Regions from separate parts of the Homo sapiens genome. Here region 2 is linked to region 1. A link is an interaction called in ENCODE POLR2A ChIA-PET data of the cell type or tissue named here. Cell type or tissue: MCF 10A. All regions are shown on one strand.

The links. ChIA-PET counts read pairs that join two places held together with the same protein. Peaks named below come from ENCODE experiments on the same cell type or tissue, not always from the same donor. Only the 100,000 strongest peaks of a DNase experiment are listed, where the experiment ranks them.
Region 2: POLR2A ChIA-PET joins it to region 1 with 5 read pairs; 7 of 35 experiments call an interaction of 5 or more read pairs at or near these places.

The regions. Positions count from the first base shown.
Region 1 is chr16:69,593,283-69,598,282 of GRCh38, forward strand. All of the region lies in intron 2 of NFAT5 (nuclear factor of activated T cells 5), which reads left to right. Among named protein-coding and RNA genes, the nearest start is that of NFAT5, 30 kb to the left of the region's middle. In MCF 10A, no CTCF peak of the experiment used is centred here; a DNase peak (open chromatin) is centred at 2,669.
Region 2 is chr16:69,658,868-69,663,867 of GRCh38, forward strand. It overlaps NFAT5 (nuclear factor of activated T cells 5), which reads left to right. Exons shown (of 15, transcript NM_138713.4): 7 at 860-1,032. Among named protein-coding and RNA genes, the nearest start is that of SNORD13H, 47 kb to the right of the region's middle. In MCF 10A, no CTCF peak of the experiment used is centred here; no DNase peak of the experiment used is centred here.

The DNA.
Region 1 (5,000 bases):
CTGCCAAATGAATAACTTTACTTGTGGTATTGCAGCACAGTTACTTCTTTTTTAAAAAAAAATTTTTTTAATTTTAAGACAGGGTCTCACTCTGTCACCCAGGCTGTAGCCTCCACCTCCTGGGCTCAAGCAGTGCTCCCACCTCAGCCTTCCAAGTTGCTGGGACCACAGGTGTGCACCACCAGGCCCAGCTAATTTTTTTTTTTTTTTTAACTAGAGACAGTGTCTCCCTAGGTTGCCCAGGCGTGTCTCAAACTTCTGGGCTCAAGTGATCCTCCTGCCTCAGCCTCCCAAAATGCTGGGATTATAGGCAGGAGCCACCATGCCCGGCCTAGTTACATTTCTAACAAAGTAATTTTGAGAACACAGGTAAAAGGGATGTGATCTGAAAACTGTTTGGTGTGTAGAATGGGGAGAGAAAAAAGGAAGCAAATTAAATTGAAGGAGGAAATATGGTAAATTTAATTTTTGAGTTTATTATTGGAAGAAAACACGCCATTTTGTGCAGTATAAGAATATAAGCTTATCAGAATTTTTAAATATTAAGGTTTGTATTTTAACCCATTTTCATATTAGAGCCATTTTTTTCCAGATCCTGTTTTCAGCTGTATCTATTAATGGGGTGAATTTACTCCAGGCTCCCTGGTTGTTCATTAACCTAGTAGGGCTTGACTACTTTAATAGGTTCAGGAAAATGTGCTTGTTAGTTGAAACTGCTCATAGCTGGAATTGGAACTTTTCTGCAGTCCTTCCTTGTCTGTGGGGAATATGTCCTAAGACCCTCTAGTGGATGCCCAAAACTGAGCATAGTACCAAACACTATATATACAGTCGTGTGTAACTTTATGATGGGGTATGTTCTGAGAAATGCGTCATTAGGTAGTTCGATCATGCATACATCATAGGGTGTACTTACACAAACCTATGTGGTATAGCCTGCTACATATCTAGGCTGTATGATTTAGCCTGTTGCTCCTAGGCTACAAATCTGTACGACATGTTACTGAACTAAATACTGTAGACAATTGTAACACAATAGTAAGTATTTGTGTATCTGAACAGACGAGGTAACACGTGGCATGACATCACTAGGAGATAGGAATTTTTAGTCTGCATTATAATTTTATGGGACCAGTGTTGTATATTAATTATAATTTATAAGTCTTTATGTATCTTTTATATGGAAACCCAAATGTCCCAGCACCATTGCTGAATATTATCCATTTTCCCTACTTGATCTACAATGTCAGTATTAAGTGGCATATAGCAGGTTTCTGTATATTCTGTATTATGATCTTATGGCACCACTGTCATATATGTGATCCATCCTTGACTGAAACATATGTGGCACATGACTGTACTATGTTTTTTCCTATACATACATACCTGTGATAAAGTTTAATTTATAAATAAGGCACAGTAGGAGATTAATAATAATAACTATTGTATTGTCAGGGTTCTCTAGAGGGACAGAACTAATAGGATAGATGTATATATCTACAGGGGAGCTTATTAAGGAGTATTGACTCACACAATCACAAGGTGAGGTCCCACAATAGGTCATCTGCAAGCTGAGGAGCAGGGAAGCCAGTCCAAGTCCCAAAGCTGAAGAACTTGGAGTCTGACATTCGAGGGCAGGAAACATCGAGCAAGGGAGAGAGATGTAGGCTGAGAGACTAAGCCAGTTTAGTCTTTTCACGTTCTTCTGCCTGCTTTTATTATGGTTGTGCTGGCAGCTGATTAGATTGTACCCACTCAGATTGAGGGTAGGTCTGCCTTTCCCAGTCCACTGACTCAAATGTTAATCTCCTTTGGCAACATCCTCACAGATACACCCAGGAACAATACTTTGCATCCTTCAATCAAGTTGACACTCAGTATTAACCATCACAACTATTAATAAATAGAACAATACAGCAACATACTATAATAAAAGTTATGTGAATGTGGTCTCTCAAAATAGCTTACTGTTCTGTATTCACCCTTCTTATAATGATGTAAGATGATACAGTGCCGATGTGATGATATTAAGTGAGGTGCATCACGTAGGCATTGTGACACAGCATTAGGCTACTGTTGACCTTCTGTATTCCCGAATCTGTGTCAGTCATTTTAGGGGATCCCTTGTTGCTCATGGGTTTCTGGTGCAACATATTGCTGTCAGTGGAGGGAAAGGGGGTAGCTATGAAAGATTCGGTAAACCATGTTTTCTGTTCATGTCTTTCACCTACAAATTTAATGCCTTTTAAATCTTAACTAAGCACTTATCTTGCTCTGGCTGTAACTTTTGCTGTTTGAGGTGTGGCAGCAAAACTAGCATGAATAATTTCTTTTTCATTCTTTCGCAGTTTTACAGATAGAAGACTCATTCTTACCGTAGATCTTAGCAGCCTCAGCATACGATTTTTTCTTTCCTTATTAAGAAGTTTCACTTTTTCACTTAAATGAAGCACATTAAAACTTCACTTTGGCATATCCAAATTGCCAAATGTCACTACTCTTCCACTTTGGGGCCATTGTTAAGTAAAATAAGGGTTACTTGAACACAAACACTGTGATACTTTGACAGTTAATCTGATAATCCATATGGTTACTAAGTGACTAAAGGGTAGATAGTGTGTATAGCATGGATACACTGGGTAAAGGGATGATTCATGTCCTGGATGGGATGGAGCTGGACTCGCAGGTCAACAGAAAATTTCATCATGCTACTTAGAATGGTGTTGTATTTAAAATATATAAGTTATTTAAATTGGAATTTTTCATTTAATATTTTCTGAACTTGGTTGACCATGGGTAACTGAAACCATGGAAAGCAAAACCATGGATAAGGGAGGACTACTGTATTTACCAGATGAGTTGATTTCATTTTGAGAAAAGTTACTTGTAACTTTAGTAGGCTGACTTAACATGTTATGATAACAGGATTATTTAGATTATAAGAGACTGGGCAGGCAGATATTACACTAGTCTTGTACTTTGCTCATAATTTTATAGAGCACTTTGATGTATATTTATTTCATTTAATGTTTTTGACATCTGAGAGGTATATATTCTCATAGATAATAAAACCCAAACGTCCCAGATGATTAAGAGACTTGCTCAATTTGACACTGTTAGTCATTAGAAGAGCTAGTCTTAAAAAAAGAAAAGAAGGCCGGGTGCAGTGGCTCACGCCTGTAATCCCAGCACTTTGGGAGGCTGAGGCGGGCAGATCACGAGGTCAGGAGTTCAAGACTATGCTGGCCAACATGGTGAAACCCCATCTCTACTAAAAATACAAAAATTAGCCGGGCGTGGTGGCACGTGCCTGTAATTGCAGCTACTCAGGAGGCTGACGCAGGAGAATCGCTTGAACCCGGGAGGCAGAGGTTGCAGTGAGCCGAGATCGCGCCATTGCACTCTAGCCTGGGCGACAGAGCAAGACTCTATCTTAAAAAAAAAAAAAAAAAAAAGTATTCTGACTTCAATCCATTTTTTTTCTCTAACTGCAACCAAGATAATTTATTTACTGAGTATTTTCAGCTATTATGATAAAAGACATAAATGTGATTTCTTCCCTAATTGAGCTTACTTCATAGTTTGAGAGTCAGACTAGTAAATAATTAATTAAAAAGAGTATGTTAGGTGCTCTGAAAGGGAAAGTATAGTTTGATGAGGTGGGAAACAAAGAGGAGTCCCTGTGTGCCAGGGGATCAGGAAGGGCTTTTGATGGGAGGTGAACTTGCTATCAAAATCAGTCCTGAAGTCATAAAAATTAGTCATGTAAAGATTAAAGGGCTATGTTGGAGGAAGAATGTTCCAGGCAGAGGGGAGAATACCATGTTAGAAGTTTTGGAGGTAAATGAGAGCTTGGTGTATTGAAGAATTGAAAGAAATTCAGTATGGCTGGATTATAGAGCTAGAGAAGAGGGAAGGAGAGGGAAAGGAGGTAGCTATGAAAGATTCGGTAAACCAAAAGCTGGATATGATAAGGTCCTAAATTAGTGACAACTAGGAAGAGAAAAAGAGTACTGCAGGTATCACAGGCTAAATAAATGTGTTAGAAATATTTTAGCCAACAAGTGATATTTTATACAGTTATTTTACATATATATATATCTCTTGCGATTTCCTTGCACGGTAAAGGGCACATTATCCTAAAAGTTGAAAATAGGTTAACAGTGCACTGTTCATCATGGTGAACTCTGGAGATCAGTTTTGGCTATCAGATTCTTTTGCTATCATTCCTAGCATGATTTCTTTACTCTCGCTTGTTGAGGTTAATTTTGCTCTAAAGAATTCTAAGGTGGGTCTTGGACCTAATGTTTTCTTTTTTTTTTTTTTTGAGACAGAGTCTCGTTCTGTCACCCAGGCTGGAGTGCAGTGGCGCGATCTCAGCTCACCGCAAGCTCTGCCTCCTGGGTTCACACCATTCTCCTTCCTCAGCCTCCTGAGTAGCTGGGACTACAGGCGCCCACCACCGCGCCTGACTAATTTTTTGTATTTTTTTAGTAGAGACAGGGTTTCACCATGTTAGCCAGGATGGTCTCGGTCTCCTGACCTCGTGATCCACCTGCCTCAGCCTCCCAAAGTGCTGGGATTACAGGCGTGAGCCACCACGCCCAGCCGGACCTAGTGTGAATAGAGGGTAGATAACTAAGTGAGGATTACCCTTGCTAGGCCTTAGTAACTGTTGTCTAGAGAAGAAGATGTTAGGGAAAAGCAAGGGATAAAGTGGGTATGAAGGAGTGTAAATTATGACTTGTTGCTATGATATTTAGTTATTGGTTTAATTTTTACATGTAAGCTTGTCATTGATATACTGAATATTAAAATATTTGGGTGTGGTGGCTCACACCTGTAATTCCAGCACTTTGGAAGCCCGAGGCGGGAGGATAGCTTGAGCCCAGGAGATTGAGAACAGCCTTATGCAACATAACGAGACCCTGTCTATAAATAAAAAATTAGCCTGGCATGGTGGTGTGTGCCTGCAGTCACAGCTACTCAGGAGCCTGAAG
Region 2 (5,000 bases), 66 kb after region 1:
GAAATAACCGCTATTTTAATGTGTATCTTCCCAGTCTTTTTTGGACAAAATTGAGAAAATACTGTACCCACTGTTTTGTAATCTGCTTTTTACTTAACATATCATGAGCATTTTTCACATATCATTCAATGTGGTAACATACTTTTTAGTGGCTATTATTCTATCCTTCTGGAGGCAGCTACTAATTTTTTAAAAGTAAAATCCATTTTATCTGTTTTCTGAATTAGCTCTGTAAAGAAAGAGACTAAATGTATTTTTTTATTTTTTTTTTTTTTTTAAAAAAAAGGTCTCTGGCCAGGTATGGTTGCTCATGCCTGTAATCCCAGCACTTTGGGAGGCCAGGGTGGGTGGATCACTTGAGGACAGGAGTTCAAGACCGGCCTGGCCAACATGGTGTAACCCCATCTTTACTAAAAATACAAAAAATAGTTGGGCATGGTGGCGGCCACCTGTAATCCCAGCTACTCAGGAGGCTGAGGCAGGAGAATCCCTTGAACCCCAGGAGACAGAGGTTGCAGTGAGCCGAGATCACGCCACTGCACTCCAGCCTGGGTGACAGTGAGACTCCATCTCAAAAAAAAAGATCTCTTATAAGCCATTATTTATGTTCAGATTTTAAAATAGTGATTTTATTTTTTTTACTTTTTATTATTATAAACAAAAGATTGACAGGATTAGGAACAGTGGTGAATGTTTAGAATTTACCCTTTTGTACTTTTTGAACTTGGAACTTTGTAACTTTATTACATATTCACAGAATTAATAGATAAGCAAAATTTTAAAAACAAACTTGTTGATTAAGAACATTATACTATTTATACAACAAAATGTCCCTTTATATATTTTTTTTCTGTATTAGGGTGGACTGCGTAGGGATATTGAAATTGAGGAATGCTGATGTCGAAGCCAGAATAGGAATTGCTGGTTCCAAGAAGAAAAGCACTCGTGCCAGATTGGTTTTTCGAGTTAATATCATGAGGAAAGATGGCTCCACTTTGACACTGCAAACACCCTCTTCTCCAATTTTGTGTAGTAAGTAAGAAGATACGGAGATACTAAACATATGGAGTTTCTTTCATTTTCTGTTAATCTTTTAGACATCTCTAAATTTTAGATATTTCATATGCTCCGGCTTGTGATCATGCAAAATTTGAAATATTTTAAAAGCAGTAGTCAGATTTTCTAGACCAAACTAGAGGTGAATACTTGGGATACAATTCAAAAGATGTGGAACATTTTGTAGTTTCCTATTATCATAATATGCTGATTTAAAAAGTAATTTGGACCAGACAGGGTGGCTCCCAGCACTTTGGGAGGCCAAGGTGGGAGGATCACTTCAGCCCAGGAGTTTAAGACCAGCCTGGGCAATGTAGTGAAAATCCTGTCTCTACAAAATAAAAAAATATATATAATAAGTTGGGTGTGATGGCTTGTGCCTGTAGTTTCAGCTACTCAGGAAGGTGAGGCAAGAGGATCACTTGAGCCCTAGGAGGTCAAGGCTGCAGTGAGCCTTGAGCGTGCCACTGCACGCCAGCCTGGGCAGCAGACTGCGACTGTCTCAAAAAAAAAGAAAGTAATTTGAGCTGGTTATCAGAAGTAAATTACAAAGCGAAAGCATTTTCTAAGCATCTTCACTGTGTGGTAAATTACTGTGGTTCTAACTGTTTTGTGTTAGAACATGAGTAAGGTAAGCAGAACTTTGCAAATAACAACATGTCAGAAGTTTCAATTATTAATTATAATATTATAGTATAGTGTTGGGAGTGGGAAATTCAATTCTTATCACTAACCTTGACATGGATAGAAAATGATGTGTGCGTGTTTGTGTGTGTAAATTCAATTATGTTGTTATATATGTCTCACCATAATTGTAGTTTCTCTCTAATGATTATTGTTATAGGTAATAAATAGGAAAAATTTTCCTTTTCACGTCTCTCTCTCTCTTTTTTTTTTCTTTTTTGAGATGGAGTTTCGCTTGTTGCCCAGGCTGGAGTGCAATGGTGTGATCTCTGCTTACAGCAACCTCCACCTCCCAGGCTCAAGCGATTCTCCTGCCTCAGCCTCCCGAGTAGCTGGGATTACAGGTGTGTGCCACTAGCACCTGGCTAATTTTTGTATTTTTAGTAGAGGTGGGGTTTCACCCTGTTGGCCAGGCTGGTCTTGAACTCCTGACCTCAAATGATCTGCCCACTCCTCCCAGCACCCCCCACCACCCTTTTTTTTTTTTTTTTTGTTAGATTGTGGCTCATGCCTGTAATACCAGCACTTTGAGAGGCCAAGGCAGGAGGACAGGAGTTTGAGACCAGCCGAGGCTGGTCTCTCTTCCTGTTTCCTTCTGTCTCCCATTCCAATCCCAGCTCTTCTTACTAACCAACTTTGTTTTCACCTCTCATTTTACTCCAGCTGTTTAAACCTGCCAAAAAGTTTGTATTCATGGAAACTAACATAAGCCAGAAACTTATAATGGAAGTGTATTGAACAACATAATGAGAGAACCTGTCTTTACAAAAATTAAAAAAAAAAAAAAAAGCCAGGCATGGTGGCATGTGCCTGTAGTCCCAGCTACTCAGGAGGCTGAGGCAGAAGGATCACTTGAGCCCAGGAGTTTTGAGATAGCAGTGAGCTATGATCACACCACTGCACTCCAGCCTGTATAAGAGACCCAGTCTCTTAAAAAAAAAAAAAAAAAAAAAAAAAAAAGGAAATTGTTCAGATGAGTGCTTTTTGTTTTTAATTTTTATTGTGTTCTGATAACAAAATATGCCTCATTGCTCATTCAGTCACTCATTTAGTCAACATAAATTAAATGCAGTTGTTCTCAATCCTGGGTGTAGGTTCGAGTCACCTGTAGTGCTTTAAAACAAACAAAAAGGCATGCCAATTGATGATTTGTTTTTGGAAAACTTCATAGTTAATTCAATGGATAGTTACAGTGTGCCTAACTCTGAAATTAAAGATTATAGTTTAAGGAGCTTACAGTTTAGCAGGCTGGGGAAAAAACAGGCAAGTAAATGTCTAATTTTATAGTAAAATTATATTAACTTCCATATATGTGTATATAAAATTGTATATAGGCCAGGCGTGGGAGCTCACACCTATAATCGGAGCACTTTGGGAGGCCAAGGCAGGGGGATTGCTTGAGCCCAGGAGTTTCAGATTAGCTTGGGCAACAAAGCAAGACCCTGTCTCTATTTTTTTAATTGCATATAAAAATTATATAAGCTTCCAATTGTATTATAAAGTTATATAAAGATACTATACTGCACAGTAGCTGTGTGAATAAAGTACAGTGGAAACATAGTAAGAGCATCTAATTCAGACTGCTCAGAGATGGTAGAACTTGTTCTGTCTTGTCTTAAAACACAAATAGAAGTAAAACAAGTAAAATGGGATTTACTTGAAAAATTTTCATATCTACCCTTCTGTAGTAATTCTGGGCAGAGGGATTCATGTATAAATATGCTCCCTGGAAGGATATGATTCTTTTGGGGGAAATAAAAAGAGTTTTATGTGATTGGAATAAAAAGATATACATTATGAAGTGGTAAGATTTGAGGTTACAGAGGTAGACAACACCTCTTTCTTTTTTTTTTTTTTTTTTTTTTTTGAGACGGAGTCTCGCTCTGTTGCCCAGGCTGAAGTGCAGTGGCATCATGATCTCTGCTCACTGCAAGCTCCACCTCCCGGGTTCCCGCCATTCTCCTGCCTCAGCCTCCCGAGTAGCTGGGACTACAGGCACCCGCCACCACGCCCGGCTAATTTTTTGTATTTTTTAGTAGAGACGGGGTTTCACCGTGTTAGCCAGGATGGTCTCGATCTCCTGAGCTCGTGATCTGCCTGCCTCGGCCTCCCAAAGTGCTGGGGTTACAGGCGTGAGCCACTGCGCCCGGCCGACAACACCTCTTTCATAAAGAGACTTGTGTATTCAGCAAAATAATTTGAATTTTATCCTGACCACTTAGGAAGCTTGATGCTTGAACTTGCGACTTTGAGGGCTGGATATGGGAGGAAAAGAAGAATAAACATAAAAATGATCTACAGTAAAACACAGGACCCAAAAAATCTTTTTATTTAAAAAAATTAAAATGTTTGTTCCATTATAAGTTTCTGGCTTGTATTTCTTTCCGTGAATATAAACTTTTTGGCAGCTTTAAGCAGTTGCAGTAAAATGAGAGGTAAAAAGGAAATTGGTTAGTGCAAAGAGTTGGGATTGGAATGGGAGATAGAAGGAAACAGGAAGAGAGAGAGGTAGAAAAGGAAAGGGGCCAAAAGGTGACAGAGTTGGAAGGGAGAAGAGGAAACAGATACTTGATCTTCCTTCTATAGATACTCAGTGGAAAGAATTTCTAATATCAGGATTCATGCAGTGCCTTGTGGCTTTAAAAAAATTACTTCTAATTATTGGTTTAACAATGGCCATTGGATCCTTTGTCTTTTTGTTTTTAAGGGGATAGAAGATCATCCCTTTTTACATTCTTAACATCTTTCATGTTCTCCAGACAATATAGGTGTATATGTTTTTTGTTTTGGTATGTATGTTTATATTATTTTGTTATGTTATATCAAATTAAGAATATTAATTTTCAGCTAGGTGCAGTGGCACGCACCTGTAGTCCCAGCTACTTGGGAGGCTGAGGAAGGAGAATCACTTGAGCCCAGGAGTTTGAATCCAGCCTGGGATTCAAACCCATCTCTTTAAAAAAAAAAAAAAAAAAAAAAAGGCCAGGTGCAGTTGTACACGCCTGTAATACCAGCACTTTGGGAGGGCGAGGTAGGAAGATTGCTTGAAGCCAGGAGTTGGAAACCAGCCTGGACAACATAGCAAGAGTCCATCTCCACACACAAAAAAAATGTTTTAAGTTAGCTGGGCGTGGTGGCATGTCCCTGTAGACCCAGCTACTTGAGAGACTATGATGGGAGGATTATTTGAGCCCAAGAGTTCAAGGATACAGTGAGCTATGGTGGCACCACTGCACTCCAGCCTGGGCAACAGAGTGAGG